Regions from separate parts of the Homo sapiens genome. Here all the other regions are linked to region 2. A link is a contact called in ENCODE Hi-C or POLR2A ChIA-PET data. All regions are on one chromosome and are shown on one strand. The core of a region is the stretch at or near the end of the contact, and the rest is flanking DNA. Distances in the headings are between cores, read along the strand shown.

Region 1 (3,425 bases), core at 916-3,415, 2.7 Mb after region 2:
CTTGGTCCCATTCTCCCCTGACACTAGCCATAGAAACTAGGCAGGCCATAGAAACTAGAACCTCTTTTCCCCAAAGCCAGTCATAAATCCTGGAAATATTACTTTAATTTTCTCCCGCCTTTCTTTGTAAAAACTGGCCATAAAGAAATTATCTGATCTACCTTTTTTGACTGTAGGTCCTAAGACCCTCATTGCAGAGAGGGTCCCGCCCTACACCCAGAAGGAAGGAATGCATGCCCAGAGAGTCCAAGAAGAATCTAGACAGACAGGCCTTGCTGGGTTTCCCCACTCAGGCTATTAGCATTAGAGCATACCCTTTTGTCCAATCATATTTCTACATGGCTGTCCATACTTTGTTGGATGTACAAATGAACATTACAATTTCCCCTGTATCTTTGGGTCTTCATTCTGAAGGTTCTCATGTATATATGCTAAATAAACTTGCATGCATTTCCTCCAATTACTCTGTCCTTTGTGAGTAGATTTTTCGGTGAACCTCAGCGATCAGAGAGGAGAGCTACAGGAGCCCTGCTTGAACCTTGAAATGCTATGATGACAGACCGTAGCCTTAAAGCAGTTTATAGTGTTGTAGGGTAAACACATAAACAGGCCAATATCATTCTTTGCCATGAGGGATATGATGAGAGGAAGTACATGGAGGTTAACTGAGTTATTTCTTTTAGTTTCTTTGTTTTTGGCATGTGAATTATGAAACTTTAAAACACCTCCAGTGCAAAAAAAATTTTTTTTAAATTAACATGGTGGTTGGTGCACTGTGTTTCTAAAATATGGAGTACAATGTAAAGCAATGCATTCTTTTTTTAAAAATTTATTGTTATTTTGAAAAATTTTTGTAGAGATGAGGTCTCACTGCCTTGCCCATAGCTGGTCTTGAACTCCTGGGCTAAAGCGATCCTCCTACCTCGGGCTCCCAAAGTGCTGGGATTACAGGCGTGAGCCACTGCGCCCAGCCGCATTCTTGTTTTCATCTGTGAAATACGTTTTTAAGGTAAATACTTAAAGTTGATGGAGACACCTGGTCTACTTAAGCTCTCATTCAGAACACACTGCCTTGTGCTTTTAAAAAAATTAAATGGATAATCTAAATTGGCAGCTACCAATTAATTTATATCCATAGTTGCTAAAAAATGTTAGTGTAAGTTCATTTTTATTAGTCGCATCATTTTGAGTTTTAAACTATTTCACATGCAGTAAAATTTATACCTCTTATGGGTTTTGTCAAACAGTGGTTTAGTCACCAACACAATCACGGTATAGAAGCTCTCAAGCTCCTTTTCAGTCACCCCCTTCCTCCAGCCCTTTGCCCTGGTCGCCACTGATCAGTATTCTCTCCTTTTAAAAACACTTATTATTTGGAAATAATTATAGACACAGGAAATTGCAAAAATACTACAGCACCTAGAGTCCCGTGTACCTATCACCTAGTTTCCTCCAATGGTGACATCTTACACAACTGTAGTACAAGATCAAAAAACTATGTCATGTAGTTTGAAGGCAGGTTTTCCTTTCACTTCTTCGCCTGCATTTTCTCCTTTCATTTCCAACAAATTTAACTCTGTTGTTAGAAGGAGCAGATGCTAGTTTTCTTTCAGATGTCTGCTATTTCAGTTCGATTACCCCTGTTACTCCTACATTTTTTCTAGTCTTTATCCCCATCGTTTCGCCCCAATTTAATTTTGCTGCTAGTTTTTTTTTTTTCTCCTCTGGGATATGTGCCACAGATGGTACTATTGTCAATATTCGAATTCCTAACTTCTCCCTCCATCCGTAAGTTTTCAAGGGGTAGCCGTGCTTGTGCTTAATTGTGGTGTTTACAGGACTTTTTGTAGCGTAAGCATGCTGGCATGGTTCCCCAACCTCTTAGGGGGATGCTAGTAACCCGCTCCCCCGTCAACGAGCCGCCTTTGTGCTCCGCGGAGGGCACCGCCTGCGTTGGGTTGGAGGTGGGGGTTGGCGGGGGAGAGCTGCCCGCCAGGCGAGGGGCGGGGCCTTGGCGGGGGTGGTCGCGGGCGGCGGGGAGGTCTCGCTTCCCTCCTCTCCACCCGCTCCCAGTCCCGGCCTGGGTCTCAGCCCCGCCCTGCCCAGAGCGCGCGGCCGATCACGTCACCGGCCTGCGCTAGGCGGCCCCCACGGCGCGGGAAGGCGCAGTGCGCACGCTCCGACTCGGCCGTGGCGGACCTGACTGAAGGAGGCCGCGGACCTGACTGAAGGAGGCCACGGCCACTTCTGGTTGGCCTCGGGGCGCGCTGGCTCGGCTCTTCCTCCGCCCTCGAGGCCCCCGCAGTCCCATCATTCAGTTCCGTAGGGTCACCGGCGCGGCAGTGGCCTCGCAGGGCGCTGGGTCCCTCTCCCCAGCTCTCCTCCCCCTGGCCCCGTCGCCCCGCCCTCGCCGGGCTGGGCTGCGGGGTCAGGGGCCGAGCGGAGAGGGGTGAGTATTCCCCACAGCCCTTGCCGGTTGTCTCCTCCCGGCTCTGCTTCCCACACGGTCCTTGCCCCACTCCTAGGACAGGGAGGAAGGGCACGCGCGGGTAGGCGGGAAACAGCCCAGTCCTGAACAAAAGGCCGGGGAAGCGGGTCCCCGCCGGTAACTGCAGGCCTGTGCTGGCCGCCGCGAGCGGGGAAGGGCGAGGACACTCCCTCCTCGGGGACCCGGTCCCCGTCGCGCACACGGTGTCACCAGCACACCTGGCCCAGTACCCAAAGCACCCTCGAAGTGGGTAGTAACTACTTTGTGTTTAAAATCCACATACTGATAGCAAATCTTTGGTTGAAACAGTATTAAATTACTGGGGCTTCCAGTGGCTGAGTCCAACTTAATTTGAAGTTTCAGATTAAGTATCAGGAGGAATAACTTGATATTTAGAGCCAACAGGTCTTTCTTTTTTTTTTAAACCTCCCAAAAAACCTATAAAATCAAGAATTGGCGGGGAGGACCGGAGAATGATAAAGGAATAGTTGACTGATTTATAGAAACTTTTAGTGGCGGTAAAAATTACAAAAGTATTGGAAATAAGGCAAAAGGACAGCATGTTTTTTTCAGAGTCAAAATGGAGCCTAACAGGCCCACCTGAAGATGATTTAGATGTCTAGGGGACTATATTTTGTTTGGCATGATGATATTGATTAGGGCCTAGGCTTTGTAGTTAACATCTTTTTCATTAATGGAGATGCAAATTATTTCTGAGTGGGAGAGAAAAAAATACAGTACTCCTAAAGGTTGTAGTTTTAGTGCCTTGTAGGATATTAGCCATTTTTCTTTTCTTTTTTTTGAGACAGAGTCTTGCTCTGTCGCCCAGGCTGGAGTGCAGTGGCACGATCTCGGCTCACTGCAACCTCTGCCTCTCGGGTTAAAGCAATTCTCCTGCCTCAGCCTCCCGAGTTGCTGGGACTACAGGTGCCCGCCA
Region 2 (3,229 bases), core at 47-2,546:
TTAGTCGGGCTTGGTGGTGTGTGCCTGTAATCCCAGCTACTTGGGAGGCTGAGGCAGGAGAATCGCTTGAACCCGGGAGGCAGAGGCTGCAGTAAGCTGACATCGTGCCACTGTGCTCCAGCCTGGGCCACAGAGTGAGACTCTGTCTCAAAAAAAAAATTTTTTTTGGCTGTTTATTCAAATATCAGGACAATACTGAACCAAGTGTTGAAGCTTAGAGTTTAAGATGGACAATACTGAACTAAGTTTGAAGCTTAGCTAGTTCAGTACTGTTCTGTCATCTGAATAAACAGCTGTTTTTACTGAACCTAACAATACAAGGCTAATCCAAACGGTTTTGTATATACTTTAGAAATGTGAATAAATGTAAAAGAACTAATTTCCATTGTGCTTTACTATGGTGCACAACATCTGTGACTTGAATACTAATCGGAAAAAGAATGCCAATAATTATTATAAAGTCTACTAATTTTAAGAATGTGTTTCATCATAGTTTAGTAAGAATAGCAGAGATTGATATGACTGTTTTTGTATATGCATTCTGGGAACTCCCATAATTGAATACAACTTCAAAAGGGCTAAAGCCCAGTGACCTCAAAACGAGGTTCACAGAACAGTACATAATGATGAAACCTGAAGCAATAAAACACCAATGAACTGAAATGTAAACATTCATGCTGTTAGGACATGGCATTTTCATTTTTCATTTTGTTTTGGACTGTTACTGGGCTTTCCTCAGACACCTTCCTTTCATATATTAAACTCTGTCTTTCCAGAAAAGCTTCTGGAATTGTTTTTGTTTTTTGTTTTGGTCTCAAGGGCATTAGGGGAGAACCTAACAGGCTGGGGGCGAGCCCCACATAGTTCAGCACACCGTTCCCCGCGGCAACACGCTACTTCTGAACGCAGGAGCGACTCTCCGTCCGGGCTCCCTCCAGGAGAATGGAGGCAAATGTACATTCGAGGGTCTCAATACCTGGAATTCGAAACGTCTCAGTTCCTCCGCCTTAGTTCCTCTTTTCCCGGGTTCGGAGGCCACCTGTGCAGCAGGGCACACCTGCCACTCTCATCGCCCTCGGAGCCGGCAACCAGCCGACAGCCGGCTCCAGCCCCGGGGAACTGGAGGCTGCGCGGAAGGAAGGAGAGTCGGGAGCGCGGCCGCTCGCGGGCTGGCTCAGGGGACGCCGAGAGGAGGCGCCGGCGCGCGCGGGCGGGGTGCGCGCGCCGCCGCCGCCGCGTCACCAGCGTGCGGCACGTGCCCATGTTTACGTCCCTCGTGGAGCCGCCGACGTCAGCAGTCGAATGGCAACATTGTGGCGATGCTGAGGCGCAGAGTTTAGGAGACGGGTTCATCAGTCAGGCCGGCTCCGGGCTTTCTGCAGCAGCACCAGGGGCGGGGGCGGGGATCTTGACCTGGGCGAGCGACCGGGACGCATACAGCGCCGGCCTGACCCCGCGGGACCCGCGCCTCACCACCGGAGCGCCGCAGACGCAGCTCCACGGCCTCGCGCGGGGGGCGGCGGGCGGCCGCGAGGCGCTGCGGCAGCGCGGAGCTTGTAAACAGATCCGGCCGCAGGTGACCATGTGAACTACCTGCTCCCGGGACGCTTATTGTCCTTCTCTCGATCCGCGCCACAAAGGAGCTCGGCGGTCGGGGCGCGGAGGGACAGGCGAACGAGCCGGGAGAGCCGGCCGGCGCACTAAGATGGCTGAAGGCGCCCGGCGAGGGTGAGCGGGGGGCGCGGCGCAGCCAGCGGGGAGTCCTCGGGCGGGCCGGGCCGGCGGCCCTTCCCCGCGGCGAGAAGCCGGAGCCACCATGTCGTTCGCGCTGGAGGAGACGCTCGAGTCGGACTGGGTGGCTGTGCGGCCCCATGTGTTCGACGAGCGCGAGAAACACAAATTCGTCTTTATTGTGGCCTGGAACGAGATTGAGGGCAAGTTTGCCATAACCTGCCACAACCGGACGGCCCAGAGGCAGAGGAGCGGCTCCCGGGAGCAAGCGGGGGCGCGAGGGGGCGCCGAGGCCGGCGGAGCTGCGTCCGACGGGAGCCGCGGGCCCGGCAGCCCGGCGGGCAGGGGTCGGCCCGAGGCCACTGCCTCTGCAACTCTGGTTAGGAGCCCCGGGCCCCGGCGGAGCTCGGCCTGGGCGGAGGGCGGCTCTCCTCGGAGCACTCGCAGCCTTCTGGGGGACCCGCGGCTGCGGAGTCCTGGCAGCAAAGGGGCGGAGAGTCGTCTTAGGAGCCCAGTGCGGGCCAAACCCATCCCGGGTCAGAAAACATCTGAAGCCGACGATGCGGCGGGGGCAGCCGCTGCAGCAGCCCGGCCGGCGCCCAGAGAGGCCCAGGTGTCCTCTGTACGGATAGTGAGCGCCTCTGGGACGGTCTCCGAGGAGATAGAGGTGCTGGAAATGGTGAAGGAGGACGAGGCACCTCTGGCGCTCTCGGACGCGGAGCAGCCGCCGCCCGCCACCGAGCTGGAGTCTCCGGCCGAAGAGTGCAGCTGGGCCGGACTGTTTTCTTTCCAGGACCTGCGCGCCGTGCACCAGCAGCTGTGCTCGGTGAACTCGCAGTTGGAGCCGTGCCTGCCGGTGTTCCCCGAGGAACCTTCGGGCATGTGGACTGTGCTGTTTGGGGGCGCCCCCGAGATGACCGAGCAGGAAATCGACACTCTGTGTTACCAGCTCCAGGTCTACCTGGGCCACGGCCTGGACACCTGCGGCTGGAAGATCCTCTCCCAGGTGCTCTTCACCGAGACCGATGATCCCGAGGAGTATTACGAAAGCCTCAGCGAGCTGCGGCAGAAGGGCTACGAAGAAGTGCTTCAGCGGGCCAGGAAGCGCATCCAGGAGGTGAGTGAGTGAGCTCCTAGTCTGGGCTCTACTGGTCGCTTTTGGTTTACTGGCCAAACCAAAGGCTGGAGCCTCGGTGTCGGGTGTGCGCAGTAGGACGGTTGTTTTTCTGGACAAGCGGAAACCAAGAGGGGTTCCTGATCTACCTTGCCCTTCATCCCTCTCGGTGGCTGCTTAATTGACTCTCTGAAGGACCTTCGTCTTTATTTCCTCCCCCATTTATCAAAAGTAGTAAGTGCGCTCTGTGTACTACTCAGTACTGGTAATGCGCAATTAAAGCCACTAAGAAAAGTGTTCTGTAAGCATGGGCTACCTGAGCATTTTTCTACCCCTAAAGCTCTTCCAGCAATAACTGCCCAGATGTCAACTCTTCTTTGTCCT
Region 3 (3,253 bases), core at 84-2,583, 2.5 Mb after region 2:
GCAGCAAACCGCTTTGCTTTGCAGTGTGCCGTGACAGTGGCATCCCGGGCCGGGAGGGGCTCTGTTCTCGCCAGCCGCCTCTTGGGCTCCCACCGAAGTTAACACCTGTATCTCCCCACAACTGTAACCAAGCGGCTCCTTCCCACCTGAACGCTTCTCCCCTCCCACAAACCCCTTTTCGGACCACTGGCCCTCCCCGCCACAGCTGCCCTCCTCGGGCGCCCCCGGCGGCTCCCACAACTCCCCTCCGCGCGCCCCCGACCACCGCCCCGCCGGGCCCGCCCCTCCCGCCGCTCGGGGGCTGCCAGCCTCACAAAAAGTTCGCCAGCCGCCGCCGCGGAGTTGGGTCCGCTGCGAGAGGCAGAAACGCCAGCCTCCTCCAGCGGATCCCGCTCCTCGCCAACACACTTTAGCTCCCCGGGAACTCGGTCCCTCTCCGACTCCCAAACTTCGGCGGCGTCTCCGGCGCCCACCCGCCCCCGCCCCCGCCCCAGCCCCAGCCCCAGCCCCGCGATGCGCGGGGGACTGCGGGCGCCGCGTCCGTAGCTGGCCCAGGAAAGCCCGGACGCCCAACCCGCACACGCCCTCCGCGCCCCGCGCGCGTCTCCGCGCCCCGCGGGGCCCCGCTCGGCCGCTCCACGCCCGGCTTCCGCCCGCCGCGCGCCCGGCACCGCCGCCCTCGCCTCGCCTCGCCCCGCGCTCGCGGCCCTAAGCCCCAGCGCCCAGGCCCCCGCCGCCGCGCTCCCCGCGCTGCCCGCCCCGACCCCGGCCCCGACCCCGGCCGGCCCGCCAAACACCCACATTCCCACTGCGCGCCTTCCTCCACGCAGCTGCCCCTCCCGCCACCCCCGGCGGCTCCCCAGGTCCCCGGAGCCCCGGACCCCAGCTCTAAAGTTACTTTGGAAGGTGAACCCGCGGGTTATTTCCCTCAATCACCCAAACAAGTTTCCATCCTCGCCACCAGCACCACCGCCGCCCCTCAACACACCCGGTCCCTCCCGCCGACAGCCCCCTGCGGCCGCCCGCCCAGCGCCCGCACCTCCCGGGAAAGCGCAGCTCCCCGCACCACACGCCCCCATCGCGGCACCCCTCCCCCTGCCAGCCCACCCCCGGCGCTCCCCGGGCGGAGAGTGTCTGTGTCTCCCAGAGTGTGCGAGTGCGTGCGTGAGTGTGCGCGCGTGTGAAGGCGGAGGTGGGTGAGAAGCGGAGACACTTACTTCTCCCGGGCCTGGCTGTCGGACGGGACGGCGCTGCTGTTACTCTTGCCTTTGCCGTACATGCTTGTGCCGAGAGCAGCTCCCACTGTCACGCACCTGTCAACCCATCACAGCCTCCCCGGGAACAGCCCCGTCCCCATGGCGACCCACGCAGCCACCCCCACTATTGGCCGCCCCACGCCAAAGCTCCGCCCCCTTCGCCCAGGCAACGCGCGAGACTGACAGGCCTCCCCCTCCCTCTGGCCTTCCGAAGCGCGCGGTGGCGGCTAAGCCTCAGCGGCAGTCTCCTCCCTCCTTCCCTCCCTCCCCGACTCCCTCCCTCCCGCCTTCCCTCTCCGCTCTCCTCCCTCCACCCGCTCTCCTTCCCCCTCCCCCCTCCGAACCCGGGCGCAAGGGGGGAATTAGAAACTGCTCTAGAAGGATTTTAAACAACTGGCTGTTCTCTCCGCCGCCACCCCTCCCCCCGCGCCGCCCGCGCTCAGCTCCTCACTGGAGAGAAGGCGCCGGGAGGAGGAGAAACTGCGGCCTGGAGTCTCCGGCCGGAGCCGGCGGAGCTGGAGCCGTGGCGGCCCCAGACTTCGGGGCGCCCGCCGAGTCCACGACAGAGCCACGGCCTCAGCCGCCCTGGGGCCCCCACCAGCCCCTCTCCCGCTCCTCTCCTATGCGTGACCCCGCGCCGGTACCCACGATTGATTTTTGCGGTCCTCAGCCCTACTCCCTGGGGTGTCGCCCCCGCCCTGTTCCCAGAGGGCCGGCTGGCGAGGGACACCCGCGCGGTTCCCTCGACCTTCTGGCTGAGCGACCGACAGCGACTCGCCTTCTCTCCTGGGGAAAGGCTGCACCTCCGGCCCTCGGCGCCGCTGCGGTGGCGGCGCCCGGGGCCGCGCCCTGCGCCCCAGGGGAGCACCCGGCCTGGGGTCGGCCTCCTCTGTAAGAGGTGAGCGGACCTCCCGAGGAGGCCCGGTGACTCCTGCGGCCGCAGCGGCCCCTGCCCCAACCCCTTCTTGCACGGAGCCCCGCGGCGCCCTGGACACCCCGCCAGATCTGCCGCAGAAGAGGGCCCCAGGCTTCCCCACCCGGCCTGGTTTAACAGTTTGGGTCAGTGATGCCTATTCATCCTGACCCCTGGAGTGGAAAAGGCCAGAAAAGGTCTTGAAAGACTTCCCTGTCCTTGCCCGTTAGAATAGGCCCCAGCGCGCTCCAAGGTGTACAAAGCTGTGCCAGGGCTGAAAGGCTGCCCGAGAATGTTTCTGTATCCAAATCCCTAATCCCATTTCAGTAAACGCGCAAAAGTTTCAGAAACACACACAATCTGGTTCCCAGTAGAACTCTGCATCATTTATCTTATTGAAGTCCTTGACTGTAAAATCAGACGGGTGCAAATGGGGTTAGAAAGAAGATGGGCTTCACACGGGGAAGAAGGGGACAGATGGGGTGGGACAGGGCGACATCTGGAAAGGATGAATAGACAAGAAGTAGCTATGGGAGGAGAGGGAAATCGGATTCGCGTGGAGGAAGGTACCGTTCTATTCCACACACACACAGCTTTAAGCATTTAGTAGGAGGATCATAAAATGCATATGGAGATATACAGATAGATGGAAAGGAAAGAAATGGGTGTGAGCATTGACAGAAGTGATAGGAATAAAACATCAACAGATGATTAAGGAAGGGCAGTTAGCAAAAGTGAGAGGTCGAGAATCAAAAACGCGGTTGGCAACCAGACATAAAGACGGGAAAATGAAGAGGAAGGACTTTCTATACTGGTGTTAATGACAAGGAAAAAAACATGAGGAAAGTGAGGTATAAAAAGATGAGAAGACTAGAAGATACAGGATTAAATGAAGAAGCCATAGAGTGTGATAGCAAAAGATTAAAAGTAATAGAGGACAGACATTATCGTTAAAAAAAAGATATAAGAAAAAAAGCACTTTTATTAAAAGGACAAAAATTAAGCCAATAAAGGAAATGAGGGGGGAAAAGTGGGGGAAAAAAATACACTGGCTTAAGTAGATTAATTTCCAAGAGATGTAATT
Region 4 (3,684 bases), core at 578-3,077, 2.1 Mb after region 2:
AGATAAAACCTCTTCATGAAATGTCACTACCCTGAAACCAGCTGGTTGAGATCATTACAGTATGGGCAGCACTACCACACATCTTTTAGGAAGTTCCCTATCTTCAAGAGCTGGAAGTTGCTGTTGTTTGTTTGTTGTCTTTTAAAACTTTCTCCACCATATGAACTACGGTATTTGTGATATGTACCATACCAAATCTCAACATTCCTACAAGCACTGACTTTAAAATCCCTTCTCTTAAAGAAAACTGGGCCACTTTCTAGTTTGCTTTAAACAAACATCGCAAAGTACTTATTCTTCATTTACTTAACAAATACGAGGGCCAGGCGCGGTGGCTCACGCCTGTAATCCCAGCACTTTGGAGGGAAGAGGTGGGCGGATCGCCTAACTCAGGAGTTTGAGACCAACCTGGCCAACATGGCGATATCCCATCACTACTAAAAATACAAAATCTAGCCGGGCGCGGTGGCGGGCGCCTGTAATCTCAGCTACTTGGGCGGCTGAGGCAGAAGAATCGCTTGAACCCGGGACGCAGAGGTTGCAGTGAGCCGAGATCGCGCCATTGCACTCCAGCCTGGGCGACAAGAGCCAAACTCCTTCTCAAAAAACAAAACAAAACAAAACAAAAAAACAAATACGCAGTGAGCACCAAGGATGTACCAGGCAATGAGGATACAATAAACTTACACAATTATTGTGTAATTACAAATGTGAACCGTGTCATAAGAAAGTATAGACTGCCGTGAGCACACAGTAGGGGATTGGTCTAGTATGGGGGTAGGGGGCTGGAAGGCTTTCTTGAGAATAAAATACTTAAAGCCTTGAAGGGTGAGTAGAAAGTAACTGGAAGAAGAAAAGGAGTACCATACAAAGAGACTAGCAAATGTAAAGGCCTGGAGATGGCAAGGTACACACGGCATTTGAGAAATTGAAAAAATGATCCTATGCACGGAGCTCAAAGGAGAGACTGAGCAAGGTGAGGCTAGGGAAGTAGGCAGGGACTTCATAAGGAGTTCGAATTTCATCCTAAAACAATGGGAAGCGAAGGGAGAGTTTAAAGCAGTACAGCAGTACTGCTTTAAATGTAATGATTTACATTTTCAAAAGTTCCGTTCCTACGACACGGAAAATGGATTTCAGGGAGTTGGGGCAGAATGAATCCCCAGACCAGTTGTAGAACTACAGGTACAATATGGGACAAGGGAGGAGGTGCCAACAGAGATAAAAAGAAGTGGACAAATATTCAAAAGGTTAAATGGATTGAGCAAACTGTTGAGAGTAGTGGTCCTGGTAAATTGCATTTTTTCACTAGGCACAGCTGGTGGTGGTATCCATTTGCAAGAAGCTACAGAAAATGAGCCGTTTGGAAATCCAGGGTTTTCCTCTTAAAAAGAGAACTTGTTTGGCTACAAAGTGTTAACATTTTAATTGAATGCTCAACGAGCACTGAAGGGGGGACATGAGGCACTGCCTCTCACCCAAGAGAGCCCCCAAATGTCCTTTTCAGACTTTTATCACAGTGACCCACTCCCACCGCGCCTTTACCTTGCCTCTGCCTGGAATGTCCTTAACTCCCTCTTGCCGGCAATTTCACCAGATTTTTGATTTCTTATCCAGTCTCACGGGAAGCCTTTCCGGCATCTCCCACCCTACCGATCTTCCCGTCTATCTCGCCTGCTACACTGTGAGTTCAGACAGCACGGATTGAACTCTTCATCTTTTCGTGTCGGCGTCCTGCACAGGGCCATCCCATCACTAAGCGCGCCACAAACTCAGCCCAGTATTGACGCCCACGAGTCGCTTGTAAAGACCGTCTGTGACGCCGGAAGTGACGCGCTCTCGGGCACTATGTGCTTCCGGTCTCCAATACCGCAGGAGGGCGGTCTTCCCCGGCTCGCCAACTCGGCTGCTCTGGGGGATTCGTGCGCGGTAAGAAGCTGCGCGGTAGCGCGGTGAGGTGAGGTTCTCAGCCACCAAAGCTGCAGGGTCTCGTCGTTCGTTCCCTCTGGCCTGGCGGAACTTGCGTGGGAAGCTGGGAGGACAGAAGGCTTAGCCGCTGGGTCCCTGAGCTGGCTGGAGCGCGGGCTGTCTAGGGGCGGCGACCTCAGCTGTTGGGCTCCGGCTGCTGGGGGCTGTGCGTCCAGCCGCCCTGGAATCCGCCTGTGGGTGGGCCGCTTGGCTCTCCCACTTCACCCTCTTGATAACCCAGAGCCTCCCCCTTCCCACGTACGTAGGGGAAGGATAATCTACTTCCTTTTGAACAGCTTCGGTCCCCACTATGACAGTCGCATAAACTTCAGCGAAGAGTGCGCTGGTAAAGTGGCATGGAGTTTCTCACACCAATTCATTGGGTCCACCCTTCAGCTTCTGTGGAAGGGGTCTTTCTGTTACTAGGAGCTGAGACTTGGGGGGTTGCCAGGGATGCTGGTCTTAAAAGGTGATAATTTAGGCCGGGCGCGGTGGCTCACGCCTGTAATCCCAGCACTTTGGGAGGTCGAGGCGGGCAGATCTCCTGAGCTCAGGAGTTCGAGACCACCCTGGGCAACATGGTGAAACCCCTTCTCTACTAAAATACAAAAAATTAGCTGGGCGTGGTGGCACGCGCCTGTAATCCCAGCTATTCGGGAGGCTGAGGCCCGAGAATCGCTTGAGCCCTGGCGGCAGAGGTTGCAGTGAGCCAAGATCGCCCACTGCACTCCAGGTTGGGCTACAGAGTGAGACTCCGTCTCAACAACGACCACAACAACAACAAAAAAGGTGGTGGCTTAATACAGCCATGCTCCCCTTAAGAACTGGTATAGTTATGAGAAATGGTTGGGCCGTTTCGTGGTTGTGTGAACATCATAGTGTACTTGCACAAACCTACACAGCTGGGCCGTATGGGATAGCCTGTTACTCCTAGTCTACAGACCTGTACAGTATAACTACTAAATACTGTAGGCAGTTGTAAAAGGATGGTGTGTATCTAAACACAGAAAAGATACTGTAAAAATATAGTGTAAAAGAAAACATGGTACAGCTGAATAGGGCACTTACGCATGGAGCTTGCAGGGCTGTCGGTAGCTATTAAGTGAGTCAGTGAGTGGTATGTGAGTGTGAAGGCCTACGATATTATTTAGGGTATTACTGTACACTACTGTAGACTTTATAAATGCGGTATGCTTAGTCTAAGTTTATTAAAAATAAGGTAATAACCTTAGCTTACTGTGCTTTTTTAACTTTATAAACTTTTAAATTAATTTTAACTCCTTGACCTTTTTTTTTTTTTTTTGAGACGGAGTTTATTCTCTCTGTCTCTCATTTTTGAGACAGAGTTTTGCTCTTGTCACCCAGGCTGGAGTGCAGTGGCGCAATCTCAGCTCACTGCAACGTCCACCTCTTGAGTTCAAGCGATTCTCCTGCCTCAGCTTCCCAGGTGGTGCGCGCCTGTAGCTGGGACTACAAGAGTGCGCCACCACGCCCAGCTAATTTTTGTATTTTTAGTAGAGATGGGGTTTGACCATGTTGGCCAGGATGGTCTCGATATCCTGACCTTGTGATCCACCTGGCCTTGGCCTCCCAAAGTGCTGGGATTACAGGCGTGAGCCACCATACCCGGCCCACTCTTTTGTAATAACACTTAGCTTAAAATGCTAATGTGTTGTATAGCTATATAAAAATATTTTCTTTATTCCCTTACATTAT

Evidence for each region. Hi-C counts contacts between places; a loop is a spot of excess contacts on that map. ChIA-PET counts read pairs that join two places held with the same protein, here RNA polymerase II (POLR2A). Pooled maps may share reads with other maps.
Region 1: a loop to region 2 is called in a map of CD8-positive, alpha-beta T cell, with 13 times the contacts of the local background. The contact joins the promoter of ATG10 here to the promoter of JMY in region 2. A Hi-C loop is called at or near these places in 2 of 168 maps with a recorded cell type or tissue (CD8-positive, alpha-beta T cell and naive thymus-derived CD4-positive, alpha-beta T cell), 1 of 37 single-sample maps with no recorded cell type and 11 of 50 pooled maps.
Region 3: a map of CD8-positive, alpha-beta T cell shows a loop between it and region 2 (12-fold over the local background). The contact joins the promoter of SSBP2 here to the promoter of JMY in region 2. A Hi-C loop is called at or near these places in 3 of 168 maps with a recorded cell type or tissue (CD8-positive, alpha-beta T cell, endothelial cell of umbilical vein and naive thymus-derived CD4-positive, alpha-beta T cell), 1 of 37 single-sample maps with no recorded cell type and 10 of 50 pooled maps.
Region 4: a loop to region 2 is called in a map of naive thymus-derived CD4-positive, alpha-beta T cell, with 29 times the contacts of the local background. The contact joins the promoter of CKMT2-AS1 here to the promoter of JMY in region 2. A Hi-C loop is called at or near these places in 2 of 168 maps with a recorded cell type or tissue (both naive thymus-derived CD4-positive, alpha-beta T cell) and 10 of 50 pooled maps. POLR2A ChIA-PET finds 5 or more read pairs at or near these places in 1 of 52 experiments (activated T-cell).

The regions. Positions count from the first base shown.
Region 1 is chr5:81,969,858-81,973,282 of GRCh38, forward strand. ATG10 (autophagy related 10) reads left to right here and starts at 2,166. Exons shown (of 8, transcript NM_031482.5): 1 at 2,166-2,449. RefSeq lists enhancers at 1,699-2,256, 2,257-2,812 and silencers at 1,827-2,156, 2,327-2,566.
Region 2 is chr5:79,234,835-79,238,063 of GRCh38, forward strand. JMY (junction mediating and regulatory protein, p53 cofactor) reads left to right here and starts at 1,297. Exons shown (of 11, transcript NM_152405.5): 1 at 1,297-2,848. The coding sequence starts at 1,817. LOC124901011 (a long non-coding RNA gene) reads right to left here and starts at 1,189. Exons shown (of 2, transcript XR_007058836.1): 1 at 977-1,189. RefSeq lists silencers at 1,199-1,248, 1,289-1,338, 1,369-1,808, 1,979-2,248, 2,532-2,826 and enhancers at 1,751-2,387, 2,439-2,858.
Region 3 is chr5:81,749,764-81,753,016 of GRCh38, forward strand. It overlaps SSBP2 (single stranded DNA binding protein 2), which reads right to left and starts at 1,334. Exons shown (of 17, transcript NM_001256732.3): 1 at 1,218-1,334. The coding sequence starts at 1,279. RefSeq lists silencers at 196-355, 576-625, 1,066-1,115, 1,286-1,615, 1,886-2,235.
Region 4 is chr5:81,299,742-81,303,425 of GRCh38, forward strand. CKMT2-AS1 (CKMT2 antisense RNA 1) reads right to left here and starts at 1,828. Exons shown (of 2, transcript NR_034123.1): 1 at 1,546-1,828. ZCCHC9 (zinc finger CCHC-type containing 9) reads left to right here and starts at 1,846. Exons shown (of 6, transcript NM_001131035.2): 1 at 1,846-1,957. RefSeq lists enhancers at 1,575-2,364, 1,928-2,027, 2,178-2,357, 2,365-3,154.